Regions from separate parts of the Homo sapiens genome. Here region 1 is linked to region 2. Evidence: chromatin loops called from intact Hi-C (ENCODE). Cell type or tissue: heart right ventricle. All regions are shown on one strand. Each heading gives the region's core, and the rest is flanking DNA. Links, peaks and the distances in the headings are about the cores only.

Evidence for each region. Hi-C counts contacts between places; a loop is a spot of excess contacts. Peaks named below come from ENCODE experiments on the same cell type or tissue, not always from the same donor. Only the 100,000 strongest peaks of a DNase experiment are listed, where the experiment ranks them.
Region 1: it touches region 2 in a loop (2.2-fold over the local background); 4 of 110 quality-filtered maps call a loop at or near these places.

The regions. Positions count from the first base shown.
Region 1 is chr18:62,015,004-62,031,498 of GRCh38, reverse strand. It overlaps a transcript of PIGN not described here. Among named protein-coding and RNA genes, the nearest start is that of RNF152, 130 kb to the right of the region's middle. RefSeq lists a silencer at 3,209-3,503. In heart right ventricle, for the core only: no CTCF peak of the experiment used is centred there; no DNase peak of the experiment used is centred there; H3K27me3 peaks cover 407 bases.
Region 2 is chr18:61,895,582-61,912,076 of GRCh38, reverse strand. LOC105372159 (a long non-coding RNA gene) reads right to left here. Exons shown (of 3, transcript XR_935562.3): 2 at 10,443-10,614; 3 at 6,461-6,882. LOC112268209 (a long non-coding RNA gene) reads left to right here and starts at 1,659. Exons shown (of 3, transcript XR_002958202.1): 1 at 1,659-1,782; 2 at 10,858-10,999; 3 at 14,386-14,408. In heart right ventricle, for the core only: CTCF peaks have their summits at 10,308 and 10,513 (motif pointing right); a DNase peak (open chromatin) is centred at 10,525.

The sequences.
Region 1 (16,495 bases), core at 3,240-11,239, 120 kb before region 2:
ACTGAAATCCATTTCAGTGGACTCAGAAGGTTCATCCCTACTTTTTATTCCAAGGGTTCCCATAAATAGTTTCAGACAAATTTGTTCCATGATGTTTCCTCAGTCTTGGTTTATGAGATATGCCTAACATATGTGTATTAGTCTGTTCTCATGCTGCTAATAAAGACATACCCAAGACTGGGTAATTTATAAAGGAAAGAGCTCACAGTTCCACATGGCTGGGGAGGCCTCACAATCATGGTGGAAGGCGAATGAGGAGCAGTCATGTCTTACATGGCAGCAGGCAAGAGAGCTTGTGCAGGGAAACTGCCATTTATAAAACCATCAGAACTTGTGAGACTTATTCATTACCATGAGAACTGTATGGGGGAAACCACTCCCATGATTCAATTATCTCCACCTGGCCTTGCCCTTGACATGTGGGGATTATTATAATTCAAGGTGAGATTTGGGTGAAGACACAGCAAAACCATACCAATATGTGTACACTTTTTAAGAGTTATATATTTAATTTAATTTAGAGACAGGGTCTCACTGTGTTCCCCAGGCTGTACTCAAACTCCTGGGCTCAAGCCATCCTCCCACCTCAGCCTCGAGTAGCTGGGACCATCCTCAAGCCATCCTCCCACCTCAGCACTTGAGTAGGTGCATGACACTGTACCCGGCAAGAGTCATATATAAGTTAGTACTTAGAAATCCCCAAAGGCACATGCAGTGCCACACAGTGGTGAGAAGATCATGATCTTTTTTTCCTCATTTTGAAAGTGCAGATAATAGCACAAGCAATTTACTGGGCCACAAGTTTGAGTATCAGAGTTCAACATGAAATGTGAATATAAAAATATCAGCACAATGTGAAGATAAAAATATCAGCACATAAACCTAAAGGTGGAGTTCACTACTCTTTAATGTCAAGATTGCTAATGGTTTGGCTTTTCTGGAACATTCCTGCCATATTTTTCTGGACATGTATAGAGCTCTGTGACTTTCCTTTTCCCTTTGATATTTCTGGTATTTATGTGTCTGGATCCAATTGAAACCAGGAAGTTGAAAGTTTATGATAAACCCGGTTGTCCTTTTAACTGTTGCCCTCAGGGGCTTACTTGAGAAGTGCCTCATTCTCAGTAATTCTGTGACATCCATGACCTGATCCAGGATGTAGAAGAGAATGTCCCCCCAGGATCTCTGTGTGCAAGTCCTCTGAGTCCTGATCCAGATTTGGCGTAAGTTAGACATACCACCACAGGCCTCTGCAACAGGGCCTGACACCATCACAAGAACATTCTCTGCATCTCAGAGTGAAGCCTTCTAGTGGCATTTCACTTGTTAAGCCCCTGAGTCTTATGTAATGCTAACCGACATTCTGGCTTATAAGATCTTATCTCATGTCAGTCTGATGGCTGGAGCTGCTGTTCTAAATGCTTCCAGGGCCTCGGAGGCTGACCAAACTCACTGGAGTCTGAGACCGGAGAATAATGAGAGGAGGACCTGTTATCCATCCCCTGGGTCTTCTCTGCAATCCATCCCCTGGATCTTCTCTGCATTTGAGAGCTTGTGTGGCGAGAGGCTCACTCAAGGGACCTCTTAGTTTATCTGGTAGACCTGCTCCTTCAGGATGCTACTAATACGGGAACAAAGTTGATGAGTCCTGGATCTGGTTTTATGAGTTTGACCCAATGCAATGAATGCTTTAATGTGAGCTGCAGATGCATGTCACTCCTGCCGAGGAATTAGATGAAGTTTAATGAAAGGCCAGTATCTTCTCCTGCTAAGAGTTCTGTTCTGCTCTCTCTGTTCCTATTCCTAGTCTCCCTTCTCCCCTCCGCCTCCCCACTTATGTCGTTGCTTTTCTGAGTGGCCATTGGAAGTTCTGGCTTTACTCCTGAATATATCCTGGAGCATAGCAGTCACCGGTACTAAATACCCTCTTCCCTTCCTCATTAAATTTTCAGATTAAGCCAGTTTAACTGGCTGTTGACAATGCAAATATATCTTCAAGAAAGAAAAGAAGTTTAATGTCCTTTCATGCACCCATCTACCCAACCATCCTTCCATCCCCTTTCTATCTTTACCTACCTGAGCCCTTGTGACTCAGCTGTGAGGTTGGATTAGGGAAACCGAAATGGTTAGAGACCGTTATAATGACCTTACAATCAGGTGCTTCTCAGGCTTTGCAGGTGGTGAGAAAGGCTGGTGGGAATATGAGAAAAAAGAAGAGAGAGGGGGAAGATCCAAATGGTTCTCTGGATCAGTTTATCCAAAGGACAGAGAAAAACGAAAAGTGGTTTAAAGTTATCAAAAGATGGAACAGTCCTTCTTCTTCATCCAAAGCATCTTCCTCCCACTCTTTCCTGTCCCTTCAAAACTGTATGGCTGCACAGGATTCCATGGGAGGAAGACAAAGAGATGGAAGGCACATGGAAGTGACTCTCACCAGGCACCACTGGCCTCCATGTCCGCAGTCCAGTGGCTTGTCCCTGTCTGTTTTGTGCTAGAACTCTCCATGGCCTTTGACTCTGGGGACCATTTTACATAATAGCTGCACAACATCTGTGCTGTTTTTCATATGGAGAGTTGACAGCGCTGATCTACTGCTGCAAAGGACAAGCATGTTGAATTGCTTTTTGGGAATTCTAGCAGTGTTGCTATCAGTGAAAACTGTTGCCCTTTCTTCCTCTGATGATAATTTCCTTACTTGGGAAGCAAACCCAAAACCTTATCCTTGTTAGCTCCATATTCTAAGAAGCTAAGAAAACAGAACTGGGATGCTGCTATCAAAGGAACAATGCCATCTCTTATTCGAGAAAACTCCTGCGACTTGGATCTACGTGAAAATGTAGATCATTTCACAATGGCATCTTGCTCAGAACTGTTAATTTTTTACAGCACAATGCTTTTCAATTTAAGTAATTAGAATCATAATGGAGACAAGAAGGAGTAGAAACTTGCTTCTAAAAATTTTAAGCAGAAAATGTCTGAAGCTTTGTTGAGAAGATGATTCTTGCCAGCTACTGCCATACCAAATAATGGCATTTCTTTCAACTAAAATATTTTTAAAGGCTTCTTGTTTAAATTTCTTCTATTTCTTTTTAGAGCAGATGGTCTAAATGACCAAAGCCTACGCCAAGAGGGTTTGATTCATTCTTTCGGAGGTGCTGACACCTTGGAAGTGTAAACAGCTGGATGGCTCAGGAGAATAAAGTCAGCTGAATTGCTCTACTCTATCAGTGCTGTTGCAGATTTTTGTTGTCACAACTGGCAGAGACACTTTCCCAGGAGGCTCAGGTATATAAAGGCGTGAAGCACCTGAAAACTGTCAGCTGTTCTTATCATCTCCGCTGTCATTGTCACGAGAAGCTAGGGGAAAGAGCTGGAAGTGGATTTGCCCTCCATTCGGCAGGGTATTCCATGTATTGTGGAACCCAGTGCTTGCAGCAGCCTTGCCACAGGGGAGCACAGTGTAAGTGGTGATATTGGAATGCACTGTATGCTGATAGGGAAAAGGCACATTTACATAGAAATAAGGATTGATCACCTTATTGCCTTTTTCTTTTTCTTTTCTTTTCTTTCTTTCTTTTTTTCTTTTTTTATTGAGACAGGGTCTCATTCTATCACTCAGGCTGAAGTGCAGTGGCGTGATCACGGCTCACTGCTGCCTTGACCTCCCAGGCTCAAGCAATCCTCCCACCTCAGCCTTCCTAGTAGCTGGGATAACAAGTGTGTGCCACCACACCCAGCTAAAGTTCTCACTATTGTGAAAGGAAAATAAATCTTGGCGACCCAAAATTGCTAAGCTAAATGTCAAACTAGGACCTGTTCAGGGCAAACCTGTCTCCCATTCTATTCAAAGTCACCCCTCTGCTCACTGAGATAAATGCATATCTGGTTGCCTCCTTTGGAGAGGTTCGTCAGAAACTCAAAAGAATGCAACCGTGTCTGTTATCTACCTACAACCTGGAAGCCCACTCCCTGCTTTGAGTTGTCCCGCTTTTGCTTCGCGTTGTCCCGCCTTTCTGGACTGAACCAATGTTCATCTTACATATCTTGATTGGTGTCTCATGTCTCCCTAAAATGTATAAAACCAAACTGTGTTTTGACCACCTTGGGCACATGTCGTCAGGACCTCCTGAGGCTGTGTCATGGGCACGTGTCCTCAACCTTGACAAAATAAACTTTCTAAGTTAACTGAGACCTGTCTCAGATATTTGGGGTTCAAACTATGTTGCCCAGGTTGGTCTTGAACTCCTGGGCTCAAGGGATCTTCTCCTCTCGGCCTCCTTTATTTATTTATTAATTTGAAATGGAGTCTCACTCTGTCACCAGGCTGGAGTGCAGTGGCATGATCTGGGCTCACTGCAACCTCTGCCTCCCGGATTCAAGTGATTCTCCTGCCTCTGCCTCCTGAGTAGCTGGGGTTACAGGTGCCTGCCACCACACCCAGCTAATTTTTGTATTTTTAGTAGAGAGGGGGTTTCACCATGTTGGCCAGGCTGGTCTCGAACTCCTGACCTCAGGTGATCCACCTGCCTCGGCCTCTTAAAGTGCTGGAATTACAGGCGTGAGCCACCGCGCCTTGGCCCCCCGTCAGCCTCCTTTAAAAGCTTGTCCCTCAAAGGAAACATCCTTCTCAGGCCACACTGATTTGCACATTTGCAGTAGTCATGGCTCCACATTGTTCTGTGATGACTAAGGTGTTGCCTCCTTCCTACTTCCCTGGGAACTTCTGATATGTCTGTCAAGTTCCCAAGACAAATTCATTCTGGAATGTCTTTTGACAAGAGTGGCAGTAGCAGAGGCAGAGTCAGGAAGGCTGTTGGGGTTCTCCGTGTGAAGAAAGTACACTGGGTACATTTTGAAGTAATAACAGATATCAAACTTTATAAAATTGTTACCCCAGACAGTTTTTAAGTAGATTACTCTCCAACTTGAAAGGTTTGGTTTTTTCAGAGAGGCCTGTAGGCTGCTATTTATCTTTGTTCTTGTGCCAGTATCAGTATAATTTGTCATCAGTTGGTTCTTGGGGCTGTGGAATTGGTGGTAATCAAATACAGAATGAAATTTTCACCTGTTCTTGAAATTCAAGGTGGGCTAAGATTGCTTAAATGTATGTCACTCTTTAGAATTTATAATGCTGAGTCTTGTTCAAATTGGTTGCTCCGTTCTTTTTTTTTTCTGCCAACTTTCAGATTATCTGTTGAAAATGGACATAATAGCATTAACTGTATCTTTTTGTTTAAACATCAAAATTCACATTTCAAGAAGCTAGAATGCTTCCTTAGCGCCTAAGCATTCTATGTAATCCTTTTTGTTTTTCCTTTAACAGAGATAAATTACTGAGTTCTTATGGGTGCCACTCATACTGCAATGAATGAACGGGATTTATAAAGGAATAACTGAGCTATCACAATGTGAGTGATATTACAAATAAATGTGTCCCGGGTGCTATGGAGGCTCAGGAGGGACACCAATAACTTCCGACAAGGTGCAGGGATTGGGTAGATTTCACAGCTCTGATACTGGATGTAGGTCTTGTTGTGACAGTTATTATTAACTTGGAGGAATTTAGGACCAGACGCATGGGTAGCAACAATCTAAGTAAAAGACGAATGGAACTTGAATTAAGACAGGGGCAGTGGCAGGAGGCATATATGAAACTTTCTGGAGGCTTGTTGAATTGACTGGATGTAGGGGCTGAGGGGGATGGAGAAGTCACAGGTGGTGGATATTCCTGCTTAGACACTGAGTGAATATGGGTACTTTGGCTTAGGTAGGAAACCCGGGAGGAGAAGACATTTAGGGCATGATAATAAATTTTATTCTAGACATGGTCAGTGTGAGGTGTCCAGATGCAACCTGGAGGGAATGTCCAATGGAGGTTTGCATAAGCAAGACTTAGAAACAAGCTCTGTGCTGAACAGACACATATGGGAGTGCTAAGCATGGCATGTAACGTCTTTTGTGAAATAGTCCCTGGCTGTGCTTCCAGCTTCATCTCTTGCTATTTGCCTCTCTCATTATGTTTGCTAAGCTTATCCAACCACATGCAGTTGTATCCTCTCTCACTTCTGGTCTTTACATATACCCTTAATTGTGCCTGAAACACCTATTATCTCTAAGTGGGGAAAAAAAGACCAAAAAACAAGAGGAAACAAAATAACTGTCTCAGTGAAGAACTAACAAATATACTGGCTTTTCATTTAGAACACAAAAACCTAATGTTGACTGAAAACAAACCAAGTTGAACTGGCTATGTACAGCATGATACCATTTTTATGGTATCAAATACCATACAGGTGTAGCAAATACATATATGAGTAAAAGAATTGACAAGTTTGAACATGATGAACATGATGTGTCTCCATTTATTCAGGCCTATTTTTATAGCCTTCAATAGAGATATAACATTTTTGCCTAGAAATCTTGTGCAATTTTATTATCCATTCCCAATCTTTCTCTTATTCATCCATTATAGACACAGATCAATGTTTCTTCCTCTGCTAGGGTTTCTCCTACTTGTACCCATAAGAGTGGTTGAGGTTTCCTTCTTCATGTTTCAATGGCCTCTTTGAGAATAAGGACAATGTCTTATTCATGGTGACATTTCCAACTCTTCACCAGGGTGGAGCACATATATGATCATAATCAGTATTTGTTTTTATTTTGTTTTGTTTTATAGAGAAACCAGGTGTTGCTATGTTGCCCAGGTTGGTCTTGAACTCCTGGGTTCAAGTGATCCTCCCACTTCTGCCTCCTAAAGTGCTTGGATTACAGACGTGAGCCACTGTACCCAGTCAGTAATATTTGAAGACAAGTGATAGTTGAGCCACAGGAGCTAGTGAGTTCTTCTAAGGGATGCATATAAAGGTAGAAAGAAACAAGGGGGGCCCTGACAAGTACCAAAATGTGGGGCTAAGGTTGGAGTTATAGAGCAAAAGAAAATTGTGAAAAGGACTGAGAAGGACTATAGAGAGGAGGAAAAAGAGGAGAACCAGGGTTAAGGGGGAGAGAATTTCTAGAAGATTGTATAAATGATATCAGATATCCCAGAGCAGCCAAGTGAGATGTGGTCTGGAGTTTCTACTGCTAGAGGAAATCGGTGAAGCCCTCATGAGAACAGGGAAGGGGCTGGGGGAGGAGCTTGACTGTGCACCGTGTCTCTTTCCAATGTCTCCCAGCAGCTATGGAAACTGAGATGTTTTCTTCTTTGTGAGAGAACTTGACTTCTTTGTTTAACCTCAATCTTTCTCTGCCACCTTCATAAGTATTTCAATGGTGGACTTAAATGCTTTTGATTTACTTGTTCGTAGGGTTTCAAAAATCCAATGTATATCCAAAATAAAGGAATTAATTAACATGCATCAGCCTATTCAAGTGGTTTCTAGTTACCTAGATGCCAAACTCTTTGTATCCTAATTTCTTAGACAAAACCTACTTTTAGCTGCCCTCTGTATTCCAGTAGAAAATAGGGCATCCTTACTTCCCACAGTTCTGATATGCATGAATTTCAGCCGCTATGCTTTAGTTAAATAACACCTTCCCTCAACAGCACATTCAAATTACCATGGTATATTAGCTCTAAGTAACTGCATAAAGTACACAATTCACTGCTAGCTCTTCAGTCCACAAATCACTATGCAAATAAGAGATGCACATCATGATCAGTGACCAATCATACAACTTTCAGTCTATCAGTGACTGGTCACTGTGTATCTGTTACTCAGTTCATGCACAGACAGCAAAGTGTGCAGTTGTGTTGCCTTCTTGTCTCCCATGTGACATTTCATCACAATGGATAATCAAAAGAGGGAACTGACCAACGAAGATGAAATTGCAGCAAAAAAGCCCAAAAGTGGTGATGCTGTAAGTGAAACTTGAATCAAATGTAAATTGAGTTACAGAAGAAATAGTTCATGGTGGAACTGTTGATACAGCCACCATTGAGAGGCTTCAGATAAGCAGCCACAAAAACGTGCTGAAGGTGAATTTATTGACAGAAATGAGGAAAGTGATTGTGACCCAAATGTCCATTGAATGGATGAGCAAAATGTGGTATACCCATACAATGGAATTGTATTCACTGATAAAAAGGACTGAAGTGCTGGTACATGCTACCACATGGGTGACCTTGAAAACATTATGCTAAGTGAAAGAAGCAATCACAAAAGACCACATAGATTGTATGATTTTATAAAATATCCTGAATTGGCAGATCCACAGAGACAGAAAGTAGATGAATTGTTGCCTGGGGCTTTGGAAGTGGGGAATAAGGAGTGACTGCTAATGGGTATGGGATTTCTTTTAGGGGTGATGAAAATGTTTTGAAATTCCATCATGGTGATGGTTGCACAACTCTGTGACTATACACTCAATCCTTCATATCCGTAGGTTCCACATCTGTGGATTCAACCAATAGCGGATCAAAAATATTCAGAAAAAAAAAATTGCATCTTTTCCAAACATGCACAGACAACTTTTCTTGTCATTATTCCCTGAACAATACAGTAGAACATCTATTTACATAGCACTTACATTGTATAAGTCATTATAAGTAATTTAGAAATTATTTAAAATATATGGGAGGATATGCATAGGTTATTTGCAAAGACTATGTCATTTTATATCAAGGACTTGAGCACCTGCAGATTCTGGTATCCACAGAGGGTCTTGAAACAAATTCCCCACAGATACCAAGGGATGACTGTACTAACAAGTAATGAATTATGTACTTTGGGTTTTATGGTATGTGAATTATATATCAATAAAGCTGTTACTAATGAAATGCAAGGTACTAAATAAATACTAGTTTCATTATTTTTTCATTTTCCTATACACTTAAAACCAACAGTAAGAGAGATTTTAATATTCTTACAAGAAATTTTAAAGGTCACAGAGCAACCATAATTTTTCCCCTTGACTATTAAGAGTGTTTAATACAGTTTCAGCTTGCAGTCATTTTTATAGTCCTGCACTACCATGCAATGGAGGATTGCCTAGAATTTCTAGACCAGCTTAGCAGAAAATTCTCTAGCAATTCAGGGCTTAACCTTATTGTCCAGTTTCTTTAATTATAGGTGTGGCTTGACAAAAATGGCTTTTACTAGTATTGTCTGTGAGGGTATAGTGAAAATTAATGCTTTCAGTTTGAATCCTTATCTGTTTATTAACTAAGGTTAAAACAAATCCAATCAGTGAAGCAAATATTCAAGCTTAATTATGACTTCCAAGTTACCTCTCCTTGACAGGCAGAATCATAAGATGGCCCCCAATATTTTTGCCCCATAGTGTAAAGACTGTATATGATCCCCCCACCTTGAGTGGGGTTAGTACCAGTGAATATTATAGGATACTCTCTCCCTTAGGCTATGTTATCTAAGATGCCATCATAGCAGACTGGAGGGGGGATCTTCTGCTGCCTTTGAAGACGTGAACTGCTATGTTGTGGAAGGGCCACATGGCCAGGGCCTGACGGCAGCCTCAAGGACTAAGAGCTAATAGTTTAATAATAATAATAATAATAGCTACTACTAATAATAATGGCTAATAGCCAGCAAGAAAGTGGGACTCAATCCTGTAGCCACAGGAACTAAATCTGCCAACACCTCAAATGAACTTGGAAGAGAACTTAAAGCTCCAGATAAGAATGTAGCTCAGCCGAGACCCTGATTTCAGCTTTGTGAGACCCCAAATAGTCCCACTTGCCATGCCCAAACTTCTGACCTATAGAAACTGTGAGATAATAACCGGGTGTTGTTTTACATGGCTAAATCTGTGATCATGTGTTATGCTGCAATAGGAAAGGTGTACACTTGACAACCAGAGCCAATAAAACGTTGACTTAGTTTTCTTCACAGAAATCCTGGTGGGGGCACCTGTCTCCAGAGAGGAGTAGCAGCATGTTTGCCAGCAGCCCCTGTGCAAAGTCAGGGTTTCTGAATCTCAAGGTTTCCTCTCCTACAATGCACCCCACTGCATGTGCAGCAACACTTGGCCCTTTTCATGTCACCCAGTGGGACTGCAGCTCAGAGAAATGATGCAATTATGTTTCTCTGGCTACTGCTATTGCTGTGAGTAATAAACTGTCTTTTGTCTCTGACCCAGAAAGCCTGTGTCTTCTGGCTGTATCTATAAAACTGTGACAAGATACCTTGTTGCCTTGCTAGCAGAATAAAATCTCAAGCCCTTTCACACACAGCTCCTGGCTTGACATACACAACAATTTGTGTATCTATCCATCTGTTAATGGGCATTTGGTTTGTTCTCTGTTTGGCGGTTTTTAATAAGTAAAGCTGCTTAAACATCCATGCATAAGTCTTTGTATGAACATGTATTTCCTTTTCTCTTGGGTAAATACCTAGGTGTGAAATGCCTGGATCATTTAGTAGGTGTATGTTTATTTTTAAAAAGAAATTTCCAAACTATATTCCAAAGTGGTGGTACCATTTTTTATTCACCCCGAAAGAATATGAGAGTCCCAGTTCCTCCACATCCCTGTCAGCCCTTGATATGCTCAGTCTTTAAATTTTTTTTTTTTTTTTTTTGAGACAGAGTCTCGCTCAGTCGCCCAGGCTAGTGTGCAATGGCGCGATCTCGGCTCACTGCAAGCTCCGCCTGCCAGGTTCACGCCATTCTCCTGCCTCAGTCTCCCGAGTAGCTGGGACTACAGGCGCCTGCTACCACGCCCGGCTAATTTTTTTTTTTTTTTTAATATTTTTAGCAGAGACGGGGTTTCACCATGTTAGCCAGGATGGTCTGGGATCTCCTGACCTCGTGATCTGCCCACCTCGGCCTCCCAAAGTGCTGGGATTACAGGCATGAGCCACCGCGCCCGGCCAGTCTTTAAAAATTTTAACCATTCTAATGGGTAGGTAGGAGTATCTCATTGTAGTTTTAATTTGTATTTTCCTAATTACTAATTTGCTAATATGCGAATGTCTATTAATGTTCTTTGGTGAAGAGTCTATTCAAATCTTTAGTCCATTAAAAAAAAAAAACTGTTTTAAAGTCTTTATCTGCTAATCCCATCATCTCTGTCATTTCAAGGTCTTTCTGTTGACTACTTTTCTCCTGGTTCCAGATCGTATCTTGCTGCTTCTTCACATGTCTAGAGGTTATGTATTGTATGCTATAAATTATGAATGCTACAGAGTTGAATGTCTACATTTGTTATGTTCTGTACTAGAGTGTTGGATTTTGTGCTGCCCGGCAGTTCGTTTCCTTACAGATCATCTTGGTAGTTCCCAGTGTTGGTTTAAAGCCCTGTTAGGTAGATCTAGAGCAGCCTTTCTGGGGATTTCTCCACTCTGGCTGATCAGTACTTGAGCATCTCCAGACCCGTTCAGGCTCCGGTAGTTCAACTCTCAGCTCCCTAGTGTTCTTTGCTCAGTTGCATGGAGTCTTTTTTGTCCTACAAAGGAGTAGCTTGGTATTTAGCCACAGCCTCCAGGACACCCCTATGCAGATATCTGCAACTCCTCCTCTGCAAGCACTCTCCCAATGGGACCGTGCCCTGCACATTCTGACTGTCTCCATAATCCAGAGTTCCAATTTCTGTCTCCTCAGTTCAGCAGCAACGCTGTGCTATGCTGGGCTTCCTCCCTGTGCCACAGTCTGGAAAGTGCCTAAAGTCAGAAAGGGTTATGAAGGGACTGTCAGGGACCACAGTCTTGTGCCTCCTTTTACCCAATGTCTGAAAACTGTAATTTCATATATTTTGTCCAGTGTTATTGTTGCTTACTGCGGGAGGGCTAGGCCAGTATCAGTTAATCTGTTGTGGCCAGAAGCAGAATCCTAAGTGTGCTATATTGGGAAATTTCATTGGAAGGCTTCCCTGAGGAACAAATAATGATTGAAATGAAAAGCCATGGAGAAGTGGCTCACCTGGTCTCCTGAAGTGTCCACCTTTTGCCTCCCCACTAGTTCCTCTGAGATTTTTAGGTAAAAGGGTTATTAAGGTGGATTTAAAGAAGTTTTGTCTTATTTCTGGTTTTCAGCTAACTAGCAAAACTAAAATGTGTCTAGAGCTAGTCCCAGGTAATTTCCCCTAACTCTTCACAAGTTAATCACAGATTCACAAAGTGAACTTTTTAAAGCTATTTGTTTTGTTAGTCTAAGAAGTAAACATGCTAATGTAACTAACGAAATGTCTTGAAGAAACATTAAAGTTTGGAAATAATGTCCATCTCTGGCAAATAGTGGAACTTAGCCCTCCCAAAATACTACAGGTATCAGTTATGAAGGCTACAAGTTTGTATCAAAGAGGTGGAATGAAGGGACGTGGGAGACTGGGTTTAAATTTTTGCTTTGCTTTTTTTTGTTTGTTTGGAGTGCAGTGGTACAATCATAGCTCACTGCAGCCTGAAACTCCTAGACTTGAGGGATCCTCCCATCTCAGCCTCCTGAGTGTCTGGGACTACAGGCATGTTCCACCATACCTGGCTAAGTTTTTTAATTTTCAGTAGAGCCAGGGTCTCACTATGTTGGTTTCAAACTCCTGGCCTCAAATGATCCTCCAGCCCTGGCCTCCGAAAGTACTGAGATTACAGGTGTGAGCCACTGTGCCCAGCCTCCAATGCTTTTTCTAACTGCCAACCTTGGGCAGGTCCTTTGACACCTCTGGGCTGTGTGTGTGTGTGTATGTGTGTGCGTGTGTTTTCTTCTGTAGATGAGGAAGTGAGGTTAGCTCCTTTCTGGCTTCAAGGCAGCAAGTAGAGGCCTTTTGTTACATGCATGTGGTTTCAGAATCAGACCTGTAATTGAACCTCGGGCTTGCCACCCACAGTCTGGGAGGCCTTGGAAAATGTACTGCTTCCTCTGGAGCCCCAGGTTTCTCTTTAAAACTGGAATAACTAATGTTAAGGTTATCATGAGGACAAATGATGTAACAAACCATGTGCTCAGCTCAGAGCCCAGCACAAGGTAAAGGTATGTAACAGGCCACCAAAAAAATGAACCTCCTAAAGTAATGGGTGGTAAGTTAGCACAGTATGCCTATCTGTACTGCATTCGATGCTTCTGCAAGTCCTGGCTGCTAAGCATGTGTTGCCCTAGTGAATGTAAATCTTAATAGGAAAAGAATAATTCCAAGCACTTAGAAAGTGAAGGAGGCAATGATTTTTACATGTGTACGGATCAAACGGAATCGTTCCACTGAATGTGCATGAGCCCTCGCCTCAGTGCTGGTGAAGGCAGCCAACAGCTGTTTCTATTTAATTCTTCAACTTGATCTCGCCCATTCCCAGCCTCCCAGCTCTACCAGAGCAGCTGGAAGTCCTCACAGATTCTTTTGTGAAGCTTCCCTTCCCAGGGCAGGCCGGAGCCAGCCCTGCTTTCCCTGTATGTTTGCTATGATTCCTCTAGTTTTCACTTGACCTCCTGTGCCTGTTAGTTCCCATGCAGTTCTGAATTGGTCTTTTGAGCTTTTAGCTATCGCCAAAGCCTCTGACTGTTCTTCTCTCAAGGTGGGAAGGAATGCATATGGGAATATGGGGAAACAGAATAAGCTTTTGTGGTGCACACTGTTCGTTGCCAACTCAAATTCATTGTCCCTGTCTCTTTTGCTAGTGGAACCTCAGTTTTGTTCAGGGTGGTAATATGCCCGATAAAATGTTGACTTCAACCCTCGCAGCTAGGGGTGGCCAAGTGGAGTAGTCTGGCCGATAAGATGTAAGAGGAAGTTGCCGAGTGGGGCTGTTGGGAAAGCTCTTTATAAAGGAGCTATCTCAAAGGTCATGCTTTTTTTTTTTTCTCCACTTCACCAGGCACTTCACTGGGCCTGACTGCAGAAGCACTGCCTGGAGGTGTAGGAAACATCTCACAAAAATGGAGCTGAAGGCCATGGTCTCGGATGAAAGAGGACAGAGCTCAAAATAGGGTGAGTTACCCCTGGCACCATGGAGCTGCCAAACCAACCTTGGATGACCTAACTCTGGAATCCTTTTTGACATGAAAAGAATGGAACTCCTGTTTCATTTAAGGTAATGTTTAGTTGTTTCTTCTGTTATTTGCAGTATAATGCAAACCTAAGTGATACTACTTTTTGTGTGAAAATAAGATAAGTATTTGTCTGTGTCCATGGGAGAAGTAATAAACTCACCAGCATAGAATGAATTTAAGCAAAGGTTAGATAGACATCACTCAGGGGTGTTTAAAGGGATTCTTGCATTAAGTGGAAAGTTGAACTTGGCAGAAAAGCAGAATGTTTATTAAAGAAAAACCATTTGGGATAAAAGTGGCTTATGGCACCTCAAAGTTAAATTTCAATTACTGTAAAATAAAATTTCTTTATTATTTTAGCACTTAAGGAAGCTACAATTCTATGTGTATAACATATTCCTGTTTCCTACATTTTTTTCAAATCTATGAGGATTAAGAAAACATTTTTAAAATCTGCAGGATTTTAGGAAACACAGCAGAATTTTCATTCAGTGAATCAAGTTCACCTTAATTAAAAAGTTGATTTTAAAAATCGTTATCATTTATGACAGCCTGGATGAAACTGGAGGACACTATGCTAAGTGAAAAAGCCAAGCACAGAAAGACAAATACTATATGATCTCACTCATATGTGGAATCTTAAATGTGGAACTCACAGAAGCAGAGAGTAGAATGGTGGTTACCAAGGTTCAGGGTTGAGGAGAGGAGACTGGGAAGTTGGTAGAAGGATACAAAACTTCAGTTAGGAGGAATCTGTTCTGCAGATCTATTGTACAACATGGGATTATAGTTAATAACAATGTATTGTATACTTGAAAGTTGCTCAGAATAGATTTTAAATGTTCTCAGCACACACACAAAGAGATAAGTATGTGAGGTAATAGATATGTTAATTGGCTCGATTTAGTTATTTCACAATGTATACATACAGCAAAACATCATGTTGTACACTATAAATATATACAATTTTTATTTGTCAATTAAGAAACTAATAATTAAAAAAGTCAAACTTTCTCAACTATAGAAAAGATTGTTTCATGTGTAGCCTTCTGGGACTCCTAATTAAACATGGTAGCTTGAACACATGCTTATCTTTGTTCCTTCTTAAAACCTCATTAAAATTAAAGATATGAAAAATGGATAAGCCCAAGGAAATGAAGAGAATGTAAGAGATAAGAAGAGCAGACAAGAACTTTTAAGAAATTTACAGAAGATAGAGAATGGATGTGAAAATAGTAGAAAAATTAGGGAAAAAAAGGTAAAAATGAGTGCCTACAACCTACAACCAACATCATATTTAATAGTGAAATATTGTAAACTTCCTGCCTGTGATTGGAAATAAGACAAGAATGCCTACTATTGATATCTCTACTTCTACTCAACATTGTATTGAATGTACAATAAAACATAAAATAACACCATTTTCGAAAGCAACTTAAAACATCAATGTCTAGGGATAAATCTAGTAAAAGATTTTAAAGACTGCCATACAAAAAAACTATATTGTGTCATTAAAATAAATTAAAGAATATCTTTTAAAAATGGAAGGATTTACTATGTTCATGGATTGGAAGAGCTAATATTATAAGAGACAATATTGTAAAATTGTAATTCTTTCCAAATTAATTTGTTGGTTCAATGCAATTCTAATCAAAATCCTGGTAGATCATTTTGTGGAAATTGGTAAACTGATTCTAAACTTTATTTGAAAATGCAAAGACTCAACAATAGGGAAGACAGCCTAAAGAAGAACAAAGCTTGTAAACTTATTCTTAAACCACAATTATTGTGATGGTTTTGTTGTTATTGTTGTTGTTTTGAGATGCAGTCTTGCTCTGTCACCTAGGCTGGAGTGCAATGGCATGATCTTGGCTCACTGAAACCTCTGCCTCCTGGGTTCAAGTGATTTTCCTGCCTCAGCCTCCTGAGTAGCTGGGATTACAGGCATGTGCCACCATGCCCAGTTAATTTTTGTATTTTTAGTAGAGACAGAGTTTCACCATGCTGGCTAGGCTGGTCTCAAACTCCTGACCTCAAGCGATCTGCCTGCTTTGGCCTCCCAAAGTGCTGGGATTACAGGTATGAGCCACCATGCCCAGCCTGTGATGGTTTATCTTCTACCAACATCACAATTTACTTGGAATTTAGTTTTTGATATGGTATGAGGTAGGGATAAAGATGCATATTTCTAGAAGATAACATAGGTACAAAATACACCAATTGTATAGGAAAATATTGATGTGTGTTCTTACATTAAAATAAAAAACTTGATTCATCAAAAGACCTATTAAGATAGTCAAAAGGTGAGCAGAAGAGTAAGATAAGATATTCACAATACATATAATTAGCAAAGGGCTTTTATCAAGAATATACAAATAATTCTGTCAAATCCATAAGAAAAAGACTACAATCGAATGAGAGACTCACTGATATTAAATAACTTTTTCAAATATACAACAACATAACAATAATTAAAAGCAGAGGCTCTAGAATAAGGTCATCTGAGTTCAAATCCTAGCTCTGCCTTTTACTAGCCTTGTTGTCTGCTATGAATTTCTTAACC
Region 2 (16,495 bases), core at 5,574-13,573:
CCACCTTAACAGATGATTCTGATCTAATGTTACAGATCATGTTTTTCTGGGCACCGTCTCATCCCTTGTGTGACCCCCAAATTTTTAAGCCACTGCACTACTCTGCTATATATAATCCAAAGTGCTTTCTAATTTAAAATAAGCAAACACAACAATCTAAATATACAACATTTATTTATCCTGCCCTCCTGAAGCAGAGATTGAATGTTATAGAATATTGTGGCTAGAAAAAGAGGCATCCCCTCTGACCCTGACTCAGACACCTGACCTTTCCAGTGTTTGGGGTTCAAGGCTCCTTCGCCATCCAGGTTCCTCTGCTCTTCCCTCTCACTGTCCAGCCAGGCAGCCCCTGCACTAGCTGTGCAGGACTTCTCCTGGGCTCTAGATCACATGACTCTATGTTTTTGCACCTTCTTTTCTTTCTGACATGCCTCTGAAGCCTGTTTTTACTTATATCTGACAAACTTCTGCTTGGTCTGCAAGACCCAGCTCCATACAACCTCCTCTAGGAGTCAGGCCTCTGTTGAATAACACTGACAGTCATTGATCTCAAAGTAGCCTTTAGCAAATAAGAATAACTAAATGCAGAGGTGCTGTGGCTTCAGAGAATCCCAGAGCTGGTAAGGTCATCAGGGCAGGCTTCTCCAGCTCTACTTCCCTCCATGTGGATGTCAGTCTCTCCAGGTCACAGTAAGGATGCTTGCTGGCAGCTCCGCCAGGCTTGCCCCTATCTCAGAAGAAGAGAGGAACTCTTCCATGAGTTCCAGCAGAAGTCTCTGGGGAATGGTTTGCATTCGCCTAGCTTGTGTCATGTACCCATCCTTGAACCAGTGTCTATGGCAGAGAGACACTATGTCCAGGGCATATGTGTAATTGGAAGGGCTCCTTCAAATGATATAAAAAGAGGCACTGTATTACCAGAAGACAGGGGAAAGGGTGCTGAGTATGCAGAAACAACAAAGGTGAAACATTCCACACAAAACCTTTCCTGACTCCCTTATATTTAGCTACTTCTATCTCTGTTCTCCCATTGTGCTTTCTTATTTCCCTCTTACAGTACTTACTGCATTGTATAGCAATACCTACTTACTTGTCTCTCTTTGCTATTTGTAGAATTAAGTGAAGGTTCTCCCTGTTATTTTTATCTATCACAATGCAATGCACCTGACAGGTGCTCCATAAAGGCTTACCAAATAAGCCTTGTCTTGAATTAAAAGACAAGAGTTTGAATGTAGGGAAGATTATGGCAAGTGAATGTGGTGGTTTTAAATACAGATGTTCCTCAACTTAAAAGGGGTTATGCCCCAATAAATCCACTTTAAGTCAAAAATATTATAAGTCAAAATGCATTTAATACCCCGTAAACTCATTGTGAGGTCAAAAAAATCATAAATGGAACAATAATAAATTGCGGATCATTTATATGTGCACAAATTCTTTAATACCTTCCCTTCCAAAGCTGGAGACAATTCCCTTTTTCTTGAATGTGGGCCACTCTTAGTGACACACTTCTAACAAATAGAATAAAGAGGAAATATTGATGTGCAACTTTGGCAACTTTGGAGACTAGATCATAAAAGACAAATGGCTTCCTGCTGTCTCTCTCTCTCTCTCTCTCTCTGTCTCTTTTTTTTGTCTCTGTCTCTCATCAGATTCTCAGGGGGAAGCCAGCTGCCATGCTGTGAGGATATTCAGGCAAACCTGTGGAGGGGCTCATGTGGCAAAGAGCTGAAGCCTTCTGGTCAGGCCAGTGAGGAGCAGTGGCATCCTTCCAGCAGCCATGTGAGTGAACAATCTTGAGAGCAGGTCACCCAGTCCCAGTCAAGCCTTCAGAAGAGGGTGGCCTCAGCTGACACCTAAGCAACCTCATGAAAGGCCCTGAGCCAGAACCACCTAGCTAAGCCACTCCCTGCTTCCTAACCCCCAAGGAACTGTGAGAGATGATAAATGTTTGACTCTTTTAAGCTGGTAAATTTGGAACTAATTTGTTATACAGCAATAGACAACTGTTGCAGTGTGTAAGATCTTCACAGAGAAGTACAATGAGGGTTAAAGAAGGAACAGGTGAAATATCCACACAGGGGGATAGACAGCAGAAATTTCTCCAAAGAAGAGGGGGGCATTGGAGATGGGTCTTCCAGAGGACTGACCCCACATGTGCATATGGAGAAGAGAAGTAACATTTCAGGAAAAAGAACAAGGAGATGGAAAAGTGAAGATCATGCTCAGGGCCTAGGGACAGTCTCAGTGATTTACCTCAATGGTACAAGTAAGAAATCAGTGGGAGATGATCAGGAAAGGTGGTGGTACTCAAAAGTAAAGTACCCTGTGTGCATCCTCTTTCTCACTCAAACCCCTAAGGACAGCCGTCTCTCCTGTTTGGTCCTTGAACCTCTTCTCTTTCATTACTGAGTTGCTTATTGATCTCCCCCATATCTAAGATGTTAATCAATTTCTACTGAATTGTTTAAGATGCAACCCAGTGATTCAGTCTCACACCGCCAATGGTTTGCTGGTCTTCTGCACCTGCATATGCTACCAGCAACTAAAATACTTTGTCTCTTAAATCCATCTTCCCTTCCAGCCATCCTGCCTTCAATCTCAAGAACGGCCCTGCTGTGGTTGACATCACCCAGGTTTTTTCCCCATGGGCCATGAATCTGGGTGTAGATGTGGAAATCCAAGAGGCAAACAATCTCATGGAATGTTTCCAAGGACAGAATTTAGCACCACTGGATAGAAGTCTGTGGGACACTTCAGGGGAAGCATTGTCCATATCACTACCTTTAGGGTTTGCCACCTCCAGCCCCCACTGAAGAACACACATTTGTCGTACACATACCCACACTGTTTACCAACTGTGGGATGGATGCCTGTTTTTGATCACATTGAAAGCAGCAATTTTCCTTTTATTCCAATCCCGAATGCAGCTGCTCCCAGTCATATGTGTTTCCATCCTGGTCTCGTTAAAGATGAGGTTAAAGAGGTAGTTAGTCCCTGAGGCTAAAAACCTCATTGTCTTGGCGTCTCTCCGCAGTTCAATGTCAAGTCTCATCAATTCTGCCTTCCCATGGTCTCTGGCTTTCAGGCCCTGCCTTACAGCCAGGCTGTGCCACAGCCCACAGGTTCTCCACCTGGCTGCAGTTGAGAGTCCCAGGAAGTTTTGAAAAACTCCCTTACCTGGATTTCACCCAAGACCAATTAAATCAGAATATCTGGGGGTGACGTCTAGACACCTCATTGTTTGAAAGTTCATCCAGCAACTGGAATGTGCGGTCAGGGTGGAGGAGAAAAAGACTTGCCCATGCAGACCTGACCTGGCTGTGCTCGTTAATTACTCCCACCTGGGAAATCATTCGCACTTTCCGAGAATCAATTTGCAATTCTATAAAATGCAATAATACTTTCCAAGCAGGATTATCAAAAGAGCAAATGAAACAGCGATGTGAAAAGATGTGAAAATGTAAAGAAGTAGGTACTACTATTGTGATGATCACACTGTTACTGCTACCCAGTCTAATTCTAGTCTAATCACCTCATGGGAACTGGGGTAATGACTTTCTAGCTGCATGCTTTGCCTCTAGTAGCTGCTCTCCAACTCATCTTTCATACCAGGGCCAGGTCAGCTTTTCTAAATCATCCTTTTGCTCAAGAACAATCCTCCTTTTCATTTCTACCAAACTTAAGTCCACCACTCTACACCTCCTTAAGTTGAAACCCAAAGAACTTTTTTAACCTTATTTTCTATTTCCTAAATATGGCTCATGTATGTCCAACCGTCACCACCCAGCTAGCCAACCACACAACCAGGGTTTGAGTTCCTATTATGTGACAGCATTGTGCTAGAACTGTGGGAAAATGCAAAGATGAACCAGAGGTACATGAACCAAGAAGTTGACCATCAGAAGCTCATAGAAATGATCAATTTTAGATCAATACAATCCCTGAAGTCATTTTAATTTTCCCATCTCTCTGCCTCTGTATTCTCTAACACCAAGGTGTGCCCAATGCTCACCAGCTATGAATAGCTCTTGAAAACGCTTTAAAAGATGAACAGACACAATGTTCAATTACTAAATGGAAAAATAACTTGTGTCTGTTCCCCAGATGACAATAGTTGGCAGACCTGGCTTCATGGGCATGTGACCTGTACAATCACACAAGGTCCCATACTCAGAAGGGTCCAACGTGTGGTTTAATGCACTGCTGTTATCATCTTGAAATTCTTAATAACTTTTGGAAAGGCACCCTCCATTTCCATTTTGTATTGGGGCCTACACAATGATAGTGAGTGATAATGTTTGATGATTCATTGGTTTTCTTTTTTATTGTTTTAAAAAGGATTTAAGGCAGTATTAAAAATGGCTAAAATGAAGGAAGATAAAATAAAATTTAAAAGTAGCTCTTTAAGAAGGCAAAGGAAAAACAAGATTAGGAAGTTAAGATGGAGTGGGGACTGAGTTCATTCCCTTGAAAAGCATGTCAGGATGGCCCATGGCAATCCCAGCAGCCATGGTGAGAAGGAAGGAATGACCAGTTATAAGACGTGCATTAAACATGATCAGTGACTAAGGAAGAAGCACAAATATCCCTGATAGGAGACCAGAGGGAAATTTCTCTCATCAGTCTTCATAATTGGGATATGCTAAAATACTCTTTAGGGACAACATGACTGGCAACATCCATACCGTGAACCCAGCAACAAGTGGCACAGGGTCAGTTCTTTTGATTTTCCTCACACTAGAGGCAACACACAATTTAGTAAAATTGCTTAGCATAGCTTTGCCCGTGGCGGGGGCTCAGCACATATGTGCCCAGTGAGTGAATGAATGAAAAAATATGATGGGGTACACGAAGCAAAGTAGGTGTCTGTCTCTGGTGATCTGACTTAATTCAGGGATAGATTTTACAGTATTTGAAGAATGGATGGGCTCCATATTCTTTAGAGAATCCTCCAAAGAGAAACGCTGATTCTTTTTTGTGTTTCAAGGGATACTATGCACCCTGCAGAATGGGAGAAAATGTTTGCAAATCACATATCTGATAAGGAATAGTAATCCAGAATGTGTAAAGAATGTCTAAAACTCAACATCAACAAAAACAAACAATTCAAAAATGGGCAAAGGACTTGAGTAGACGTTTCTCCAGAAAAGATATGAATGGCCAGTAAACACATGAAAAAATGCTCAACATCACTAATCATTAGAGAAATGCAAATCAAAACCACTGTGAGACGCCGTGCCGTATCCATTAGGATGGCTATTATTAAAAAAATGAAATGAGCAAGTGTTGGCAGGGATGTGGAGAAATTAGGACCCTTGTGCACTGTTGGTGGAAATGTAAAACAGCATTGCCGCCATGGAAAACAGTAGGAAGCTTGCTCATACATTTAAAAGTAAAACTACCATATGATCTGGTAATTCCACTTATGGGTATATGCTTGAAAGAATTGAAAGCAGGGACTCAGCCAGGTATTTGTACACCGATGTTCATAGCAACATTATTTGCAATAGCTGAAAGGTGGAAACAAGCCAGATGTCCACTGACAGATGAATGGATAAACAAAATGCAATATATGCATACCATGGACTATATATAAGTCTTAAAAAGAAGGGAATTCTGATATGTGCTAAGGCATGAATGAATCTTGAAAGCATTAGAGGAAAAAAATGAACCACACATAAAAGAAAAATATTGTTATGAGTACACTTATATGAGATACCCAGAGAAGTCAAATTCATAGAGACAGAAGGGGAAATGGTGGTTGCCAGGGGTTGGAGGAGGCAAGTAGGGAGTTACTGTTTAATGAATACAGAGTTCCAGTTTGGGATGATGAAAAATTTCTGGAGGCCAGGCGTGGTGGCTCATGCCTGTAATCCCAGTACTTTGGGAGGCCAAGGCAGGCAGATCACCTGAGGCCAGGAGTTCGAGACCAGCCTGGCCAACATGGCAAAACCCTGTCTGTACTAAAAATATAAAAATTAGCCAGGCATGGTGGCCCATGCCTGTAACCCCAGGTACTCAGGAGAATGAGACAGGGAGAATTGCTTGAACCCGGGAGGGGGAGGTTGCAGTGAGCCAAGATCGCACCATTGCACTCCAGCCTGGGCAACAAGAGTGAAACTCCATCTCAAAAAAAAAAAAAAAAAAAAAAAAAAAGTTCTGGAAATGAATAGTGGTGATGGTTGCATGATAATGTAGATATACTTAATGCCACTGAACTGACACTTAAAAGTGGTTAAAATGGCCAATCATATGTATTTTTTAACCAGCTTAAGAAAACACGCAAAATGTTGTTTCTCTCTGTTGGAACTTTGAAACTCTGTATAGCAGTGAATCTGAGGTTATTTCTAATAATACGATGTCTAAAAACTGGTCTTACTGTGGAAAATCAAAGCATATTGGTAGAAAAGGCATATCGAGATGATTTCAGCAGCAAATAGCAGAAGGCAACACAAAATGGCTTAAATAATAAGGAATTTATTATCTCACACAAGGAAAAATGTAGGGGGTGGGAGCACCTGTAGGGTTTGTGAACTCAGGCAAAGTGATGTCATTGGTGCTGTTTCCTCTTCTCCCCGTAGAATGTTCTCTTGGAGGAAACTCTGCTCTTTGCTACAAGGTGGCTGCCGTCATCCTACTATCATATGCAGATTCGGTAACATCCAGCAGCAGAAGAGAAGCTGCCGCTTTGCGCATCTCTTTTTGATAGTGAGGAATGCTTTTTCTAGAAGCCTTCCAGCCGACTTCCTCTCATCTCTCATTGTCCAATACTGGTCACATCCCGATCCTTAAACCAATCATGAGCACAAGAAATGGGACCACCACAGGTTACTGCATAACTAGTTAGGATCATCTGAGGCACTTGGGTTGGGGAGGACACTGGAACAGAAAAAGGAATATGCCACATGGGGAAAGGCAACATAGACGACCAACGGGACACAGCCAGGCCTTGAAGTTCACTGGAAGCATAATCCTGGGTGACTTGCATTAATATCTCTGAGCCTCAATTTCCACAACTGTGAACTGAGGATAACAATACCCCCTGCACCCAATTAGGTGGCTGGGAGAATTGAGAGAATGTTTGCAAAGCACCTAATATAGTGATTTATACACATTACTGTACTGAATATCATCTCATTGCTGACATACACAATAATGCTTCATAATAATAGCTATCATTACTGTTTTTCTTCTCCCAAAAGGGAGAACACACAATTTCTTGGTTATCTTTTTAGCTTACCCATGGAGGTAAACACTCAGAAAATAAATGGCATCTAGATAAAGAACCGCTGCAGGTTGTGGAATCCAATTCTGTGTCAACAAGCGTCCTAGGACATATTCGCTTGTAGGGCTACCATGATAAAATGCCACAGACTGGGTAGTTTAAACAGCAGAAATTTATTGTCTCACAGTTCTGGAGGCCAGAACCTTGAAATCAAGGTGTCAAAAGGATTGGTTTCTTCTGAGGGCTGTGAGGGAAGGATCTGTTCCAGGCCTGTCTCCTTGGCTTACAGACTGCTGCCTGCTCCCTGTCTTCACATCATCTCCCCTCTGTATTTGTCTACGCCCGTAATTTCCTCTACTTATTTATTTATTTTATTTTGAGACAGAATCTCACTCTTTCACCCAGGCTGGAGTACAGTGGCATGATCTCGGCTCACCGTAACCTCTGCCTTGCGGGTTCAAGTGAATCTCCTGCCTCAGCCTCCCAAGTAGCTGGGATTACAGGCACCTGCCACCATGCCCAGCCAATTTCCTCTACTTATATGAACATCAGTCCTACAGGATTAGAGCCCACCTTACTGACCTGATCTTAATTCGATGATCTCTGTAAAGACCCTAATCTCCAAACATTCTGAGGTACTGGGGGTTAGAACTTCAACATCTGAATTTTAGAGGAAATAATTCAACTTGTAACATAAGGTGAAGATTGGCATTGGGAAGTCTATATTCCTTAAAACCAAGAGTGAGAACTCTCATGACATGTCATAACCATTTACCCTACCCACACCCATCCCCTTCTCTAATCTCTGTTTTAAATGAATTTGGAAAATAATCCTAAATCTCACACTGACAGAGCTGGATCAACTGGGTTGTAATAGACTTGTGAAGAGACAATTTAGAGAGAATTTCCCTAGAGGGGCTACAGGAAACACGACTCTGAAAGAGAGAATAGAAAGTCCCAACTGGTCATTTTAAATGATTTTTTTTTTTAATTTTTTTTTTTTTTATTATACTCTAAGTTTTAGGGTACATGTGCACATTGTGCAGGTTAGTTACATATGTATACATGTGCCATGCTGGTGCGCTGCACCCACTAACGTGTCATCTAGCATTAGGTATATCTCCCAATGCTATCCCTCCCCCCTCCCCCGACCCCACCACAGTCCCCAGAGTGTGATATTCCCCTTCCTGTGTCCATGTGATCTCATTGTTCAATTCCCACCTATGAGTGAGAATATGCGGTGTTTGGTTTTTTGTTCTTGCGATAGTTTACTGAGAATGATGGTTTCCAATTTCATCCATGTCCCTTCCTTACACCTTATACAAAAATCAATTCAAGATGGATTAAAGATTTAAACGTTAGACCTAAAACCATAAAAACCCTAGAAGAAAACCTAGGCATTACCATTCAGGACATAGGCGTGGGCAAGGACTTCATGTCCAAAACACCAAAAGCAATGGCAACAAAAGCCAAAATTGACAAATGGGATGTAATTAAACTAAAGAGCTTCTGCACAGCAAAAGAAACTACCATCAGAGTGAACAGGCAACCTACAACATGGGAGAAAATTTAAATGATTTTTTTTTTAAGACAAAGTCTCACTCTGTTGCCCAGCCCAGACTAGAGCACAGTGGGTCACTGCAACCTCTACCTCCTGGGCTCAAGCGATTCTCCCACCTCAGGCTCCCAAGGAGCTGGAATTACATGGAGCCTGGAGCAACTGAGTTGTAACAGATTTGTGAAGAGACAATTTAGGGATAATTCTCCTAGAGGGGCTATAGGAAACATGACTCTGGAAGAGAAAATAGAAAGTACTGACTGGTCATTTTTAAATGAACTTTTTTTTTTTTTTTTTTTTTTTTTACGACGGAGTCTCACTCTCTTCCCCAGGCTAGAGTGCAGTGACGTGATCTCGGCTCACTGCAACCTCTACCTCCCGGGCTCAAGTGATGCTCCCACCTCAGCCTCCCAAGTAGCTGGGATTATAGGCACTCAACACCACACCCAGCTAATTTGCGTATTTTTATATGTTGGCCAGGCTGGTCTTGAACTCCTGACCTTAGGTGGTCCACCTACCTCTGCCTCCCAAAGTGCTGGGATTACAGGCAGGAGCCACTGTGCCCGGACCATTTTAAATGAACATTTATTAAGCACTGAATGCATGCAGAGCATGAACACTTTATTCTGCATGATGCTGTGGGGTGTGGGTGTGCATGGGTGGATGAGATGGAAAAATAACAGCTCAGGATCTACTGACCATTACAAATGTGTGAACAGCTAACTATGAGATAAAGCAGAATGCAAGTGCAAAATAAAACAACAAACAATGTGTTATAAGAGTGCAAAGAAGGTAAAAATGAATCTGGTTGGGGAAATTTGAGTGAGCTTTGAAGGGGAGAAGGTCAAGGTGAGAGGCAGAGACATAAATGCCCCAGAAACTTTGAAATTACTGTATCTTTTGGGATTGACAAGTACAAATGTGGGTTGCGCTGCTGCATAAGGAAAGGTACAAAGGAGCTGTGAGAGTGAGGATAAGGAGGAGCAGATTGACTTGAAATCATGGGGGAGATATGGGGTCCTAAAGTACTGTGAGCCGCAGTGTCAGGCACCCTGAGCTAAAATAGGAATGGCTTGGAAGAGACTGAGATGCATTTTAAGGCAAATCAAGTGCAATTGCCTGTATACTTTGGTCTATGGGAGGAAGCAGTGCAGCAATTAGGGGAAATAGCTTTGGGTTCGGCAGACCTGAGTCAAGTCCACGTTCACCATTTACTGGTTACATCATATTGGGAAAGATGCTTAAATTCTCTAGGCATTTGTTTTCTCATCTGTAACGTGAGGATAATCATATTACTTCTAGTGTTCTTGCAAGGACACGTATGGAAACACACACACAATCTGGTACATACACTCAATAAATGTTTGCCAATAAAAAAGAAATTATAGTAATCTATTAATTTTGGATATGGTTGCTATCCTGAAGTTCCCTTGTCCTGTAGCAGAATAATTTGTGTCCTTTAAAACAATCAAATCTGCTGTGAACATTTAAGGAGTTGTGGAGATAGAAGGAAAAGGGTTGAGAAATGAGCAAGGGGTCTTTACTCCATGCCCTCTCCCAGCACACTTCACCCACTGGGAAGGCAGGGAAGGAACAGCAGAGGAGAAACACTGCAGTTAGAATCAGAGGAGGTGGGTTTGTGGAGACACGTCTTACTTGGCATTTCCCTGTGCTGACCTCCTCAAGGTCTGACCTGGCTGATGTGCAGAGGCTGCCACTTCTCTTCTTGACCACTAGAGGGTGGACTGACTTGAGCCCCTAGATCCAGGTGCAGCAGAAACAGACGTTTGGATTCCTTGAGTTTGAATGATGAGGGCAGGCGCAGTGGCTGAAAGCAGAGACAGTGGGGAGGAAGAACTGCGTGAAGCTAGGTCTGGACCTGGGGCAGGTACAGGGGTGCTAGGTCCACTTGGATGAGGTGCAGGTGGATTACAGAAGAATAGATCCTGGAGAAACTGGAGCCAGATTCTGCAGACCAGCAGAGGGCAAGACATTGGATTCAGACTTGGGGGTCTCAAAAAACAGTGGTGGGACCTCCTGGCTCTTTTGTTCCTTTTCTCCTTTCTCAAAGTGGCACCATTCCATGATCTGGCAGCTGGAGCAGCAGGAGGGGAGGGGCCAAGTGGATGCCAGGAACCTGATAGCCAATGGAAAGGAAAGATAAGGAGGACAGTTGGAACCGCATGGGTGACAGAAGGTGACCTGGAGGGAAGGTGAGTAGGACAGATGGTGGAGGTGGCAGACAGTGGGGTGAGAGGGGAGCTCCACATCCAACCCTTCCCTGGCTGATCACATGTGGTCACTCCAATCCATTAGGGAGGGCGAACACTGTCTTGTGTTGATTGTACAAGGAATGGAGCTCAGTGTATGATGATTCTCCTCTATCGTACTTATAGCAAAGACACCAGCAATTTGCTAGTGGATGTGAGGATCTTACTCAACCCCGAACTGCACAAACATGATAAGAACACAGCAGATACCTGCTGCTTAGGAGGGTGTCCAGAGGACTTTGGCATCATAGTCTGAGCTGATGTTTAGCCAGGACACACACCATAAAGGCCATACTGATTGTGTATGGTCATTGCCCAAAATGATAGGTGGAGGTCTGCGCCTGCAGGTTGTTAAACATGTTGCATGGTGACCGACCATCGCCCTTGGCAATGGTCACATCATTCTAGCCAACTGTTTTGGAATGTGTGTTGTGCATATCGAAGATGAGGTTAAAAAAATAGAGAGGCGGGGTGTGTTGACTCACGCCTGTAATCCTAGCACTTTAGGATCACTTGAGGTGGGTGGGTCACTTGAGGTCAGGAGTTCGAGACCAGCCTGGTCAACTGGTGAAACCCCATCTCTATTAAAAACACAAAAATTAGCCCGGCGTCGTGGCACATGCCTGTAATCCCAGCTACTCAGGAAGCTAAGGCAGGAGAATTGCTTGAACCCAGAAGGCCAAGATTGCGCCACTGCACTCCAGCCTGGGCGACAGAGGGAGACTCCATCTCAAAACCCAAAAAAAAAAAAAAAAAAAAGAAAGAAAGAAAATAGAGATGGCTTTGTTCAATCCACCACTACTTTTAGAAAAGCAATTTGGATTATTTCCTATTCAAATCTTTTGAGGTTTCCAAAATACTTCAGTATTTTGTTCTAGATGAAGTTTCATTGTCCTAAGTAGCACTGGGCTCTAAATAGGAAAGAGATTAGACAATATGTCAAATTAATACCTTTTGCATCCAGAACATCTTACCAGAATAAGAAGTCTGTGGGATTGGTTTATATAGGGCCCCAAAATAAGAACAGTTTTGAAGTGTGCACTATATTAAGCAATCATTACTAGTAAACTTTTTGAGGCTAAATAAACTTTAAGACTTTTTTTTGTTTTTTTTTTTTTTGAGATGGAGTCTCGCTCTGTTGCCCAGGCTGGAGTGCAGTGGTGTGATCTCGGCTCACTGCAGCCTTAGCCTCCCAGGTTCCAGCCATTCTCCTGCCTCAGCCTCCCTGGTAGCTGGGATTACAGGCACATGCCACCACACCTGGCTAATTTTTACATTTTCAGTAGAGACGGGGTTTTACCATGTTGGCCAGGCTGGTCTCGAACTCCTGGTCTCAGGTGATCCACCTGCCTTGGCCTCCCAATGTGATAGGATTACAGGTGTGAGCCACCATGCCTGGCCTAACTTTAAGACTTCTTAGACTTTTTAAGACTATATATACTTTAAGGTGGCTAATATCACATAAGGGAAAAGTAAATTGGCAGATCAATTTGGTCTGCAAATTTTAAACATCTATTAGGAAGGATGATAACGTGTTCGGTTAAAGACGACTTTGTGGCTTATTATTGACAGCTTGTGAAAATTGTCTAAACATGGGATCCCACTTCAATGCTTTTAAACAGTTTATTGAGGTATAATTTACATACCATAAAATCCACTCGTGTTAAGTGTAGAATTCAATGATTTTTAGTAGATTTACTGGGTTGTGCAACTACCACCCTAATTCAGTTTCAAGGTGCAATTTTAACATGTAAAATTCAAACACGTTGAGTAGAAAAGTCACTCTCAGTATTGGACTGGATTAGGATCTGTAGTGATAATCAAGCACTGAATAGGGTTTGCTTGTTTCCTCCTCCCGATTTCTCTCTCTCTCTGCCTTCTTGCCCCACTGTCCGCCTTCTTCTTAGCGTGTTAGGTGCTGAGGATACAAGTTGAAAGATGATCTCTGCCCTCCCAGATCAGGAAGACAGTAATGAAAAGCGACTGAAGAGATCATCACATTCTTTTGTGAAAGTGTCATCCCCGACAGAAGGGCTGCCCTGGGTATTATGGGATCACATTAATCTCAGCTCCATGCCAGGTTCTGGGAGATTTAAGGGCTCAGCTCAATAAACATTTATTGGGCACCTGTGCTCCATGCTGCAGGTACAAAGATGAAGAACTCATCCCTGCCCCAATGTAAGCAACTCTAATACAACCTCAGGTGACTCAGCATCAATCAATGTTATAGATCTGACTGTCCCTGTAACCCAGTTCCAGCATCTCGACCTTTGCCCGCGGGGAAGTGCAGACACCCCCCACTTGTTCCCTCTGATGATGGCAACAGGCTTTCCCTATTTACTGGCATGACACTGTGCTTTTCTTCCTGCAGTTTTCAGCTCAGAAAATGCCTCCTCAGGGAGGCCCTCCCTGGCCACTGATCTAAAATTTCCCCCCCAACACACAGACTTCATAATGCCCCACCCCCACTTTTTCTTTTTCTTTTTCTTTTTTCTATTCTTTTTTTTTCTTTTTTCTTTTCTTTTTTTTTTTTTTTGAGACAGAGTCTCGCTCTGTCGCCCAGGCTGGAGTGCAGTGGTGTGAGCTCCGCTCACTGCAAGCTCCGCCTCCCGGGTTCACGCCATTCTCCCGCCTCAGCCTCCCGAGTAGCTGGGACTGCAGGCGCCCGCCACCTCGCCCGGCTAATTTTTTGTATTTTTAGTAGAGACGGGGTTTCACCGTGTTAGCCGGGATGGTCTCGATCTCCTGACCTCGTGATCCGCCCGCCTCGGCCTCCCAAAGTGCTGGGATTACAGGCGTGAGCCACCGCGCCCGGCCCCCACTTTGTTTTCTCCCTTACCTTTTTCACTCTCCAACATACGATTTATTTATTTATCATGGGACTAAACTCTGATTTTTTTTTTTTCATCTTGCCCAAATTCCTATCTAAGGGGTCTGGGGAGTCATGCCCTACAAATCATAAATTCTCATCAGATGGGTTTTATTTAACCCTATATATCATGATTTACTTTCCAACCTGACTCTGGCATAACATTATAAGGCAAAAAAGAATATCAAAATATTTTACCCCAAAACATGTTTCTTTCCATATTTTGAAATGACTCTGCAAAGCTGTTCTTTGTGGAGGAAAATTGGCATCTGTAAAGAATCTCTATTAACATAGCTAGATATTTTTCTTCCAGACGCTCTCAATCCTAAAGAGATTAACTAAGATCTGAATAGGAAACATTTGTCACCTACTGTCTCTAAGGGCAGCCGCTATAAGATTTCAAAAGAACTTTGGTCTCCATAATCTTGATCTTAACCTGAACATTCCCTTTCTATTTCAGGTCTTTAGACAAACTCAACCAATTGTCAACCAGAAAATGTTTAAATTCACCTATAGCCTGGAAGCCCCTGCTTTGAGTTGTTCCGCCTTTCTGGACCAGTATTTCTTAAATGTATCTGATTGGTGTCTCATGCCTCCCTAAAATGTATAAAACCAAGCTGTACCCTGACCACCTTGGGCACATGTTCTCGGGACCTCCTGAGGGCTGTGTCATGGGCCATGGTCACTCATATTTGGCTCAGAATAAATCTCTTCAAATATTTTACAGAGTTCAACTCTTTTCATCAATATTTTTGGTATTGTCTGATTCCTCCATTAGAATGTAAGTTCTGTGAGGGCAGGAATTTGGGGGCGTTTTCTCTATCCTAACCCTAGGACCAGGTTCCCAGTACATAGTCCATACTCAATGAATATTTGTTGTATGAATTCATGAATATTTGGATCTTTATCTCAGTCCCCAGTGCTGGGGTCCCATCCTGACAGCCCTAGTCCTTCAAGACCTGGGATTCAGCCTTGATTCCCTCTCTCTCTCCCACACATGGGCAGTGCCCAGTCTCCAGGGCAATGCCAGATTCTCTGACCATGCTGCTTGCTGGCTTGCAGCTCTAAACACTACCTGGTCCTAACAGCCTTGATCCTGGAATTTCTCACCGAAGACTCTGCTGGGACGTGTTGTTGCCTGTTCTTCCTCTGACTCAAACTGTTTTTGCCCGCCCCAGTGCTGGCCTACGACCAGCCTTAAGAACTGGCCTATCCCAGTCTGCCCTAGTTAATTAACCTTCTCTGTGTGACAGCTTTACAAGACTGGACAGAAGGCAGAACACCCATGATGCTCTGTGAATTAAAATCCCAGCCAGTGGAAGTGAAAGAGTCAGGATGGGGGTGGTTATTCCACATCGAGTTGAATGCTTGAATCCCCCAAACAATAGTTCCAAAAGCAGCTGAATAAAAGAGTTGAAAAATTTTGGAACAATTACTGATCCCTGAAATTAGCTTCTGAAGAGTAGTCTTTAAAGTCATTCTTGTATAATCATAACATTTCTAGGCTGAACTTTCCTAGTAAAATTTGGGATGTTATAACTCATCTTCCTTATTCCAACTCCTTGCCAACATCAGAGTTTTCAAGACCCTCATTAACTTCTCCTTAAAGTGAATTTCTGGAGCTGGGCTTGGTGGCTTACGCCTGCAATTCCAGCACTTTGGGAGGCTGAGGCAGGAAGATCACTTGAGGCCAGGATCAAGACCAAACCAGAGCAACAAAGAGAGACCCCTATCTCTACAAAAATAAAAAAATACAAAAATTAACTGGGCATGGTGGCACTCCTGAAGTCTCCCAGCTACTTGGGAGGCTGAGGCAGGGGGATGCTTGAGCCTGGGAGATTGAGGTTGTGGTGAGCCAGGATTTTGGCCACTACACTCCAGCCTGGGCAACACAGTGAGACCCTGTCTCAAAAAAAAAAAAAAAAAAAAAAAAATTCTCCTTCCTGCCCTGAAGTTGGGGCTTAAAATAAAGACTCTTGAAGTCTTCTACTTCAGGATTACCTTAGGCTTCTAAAACATGGATACAGCTTTTACTCTTTTCAGGTGTACGAAGGAGGTTTTAGCTTGGGTGAACAAAGGGATAAGGATCAGTCAGATGACCATAGGAGGCAACGTTTTAATTGGGATCCCAGGGACAACTGATACCCATGAAGCTTTATCTGTTTCTAGATGACCAGTTTTATGTATGTGCTTAAGGACAGCACTTTTGGAAACCCCATCAACAGGTCGTAATTGTGGGACATGACAAGAGTGCTCTCAGTACATTGTGAGTTTTATAGTAGGTTACCTAGAGTCCCCACTGGCTCACAGGGCTTCCTCTAAAAAAAAAAAAAAAAAAAAAAAAAAAAAAAAAAAAAGGCGCGGTGGCTCATGCCTGCAATCCCAGCACTTTGGGAGGCCGAGGCGGGCGGATCACCTGAGGTCAGGAGTTCGAGACCAGCCTGGCCAACATGGCGAAACCCCATCTCTACCAAAAATACAAAAATTAGCAGGACGTGGTGGTGCGGGCCTGTAATCCCAGCTACTTGGAAGGCTGAGGCAGGAGAATCGCTTGAACCCGGAAGTTGGAG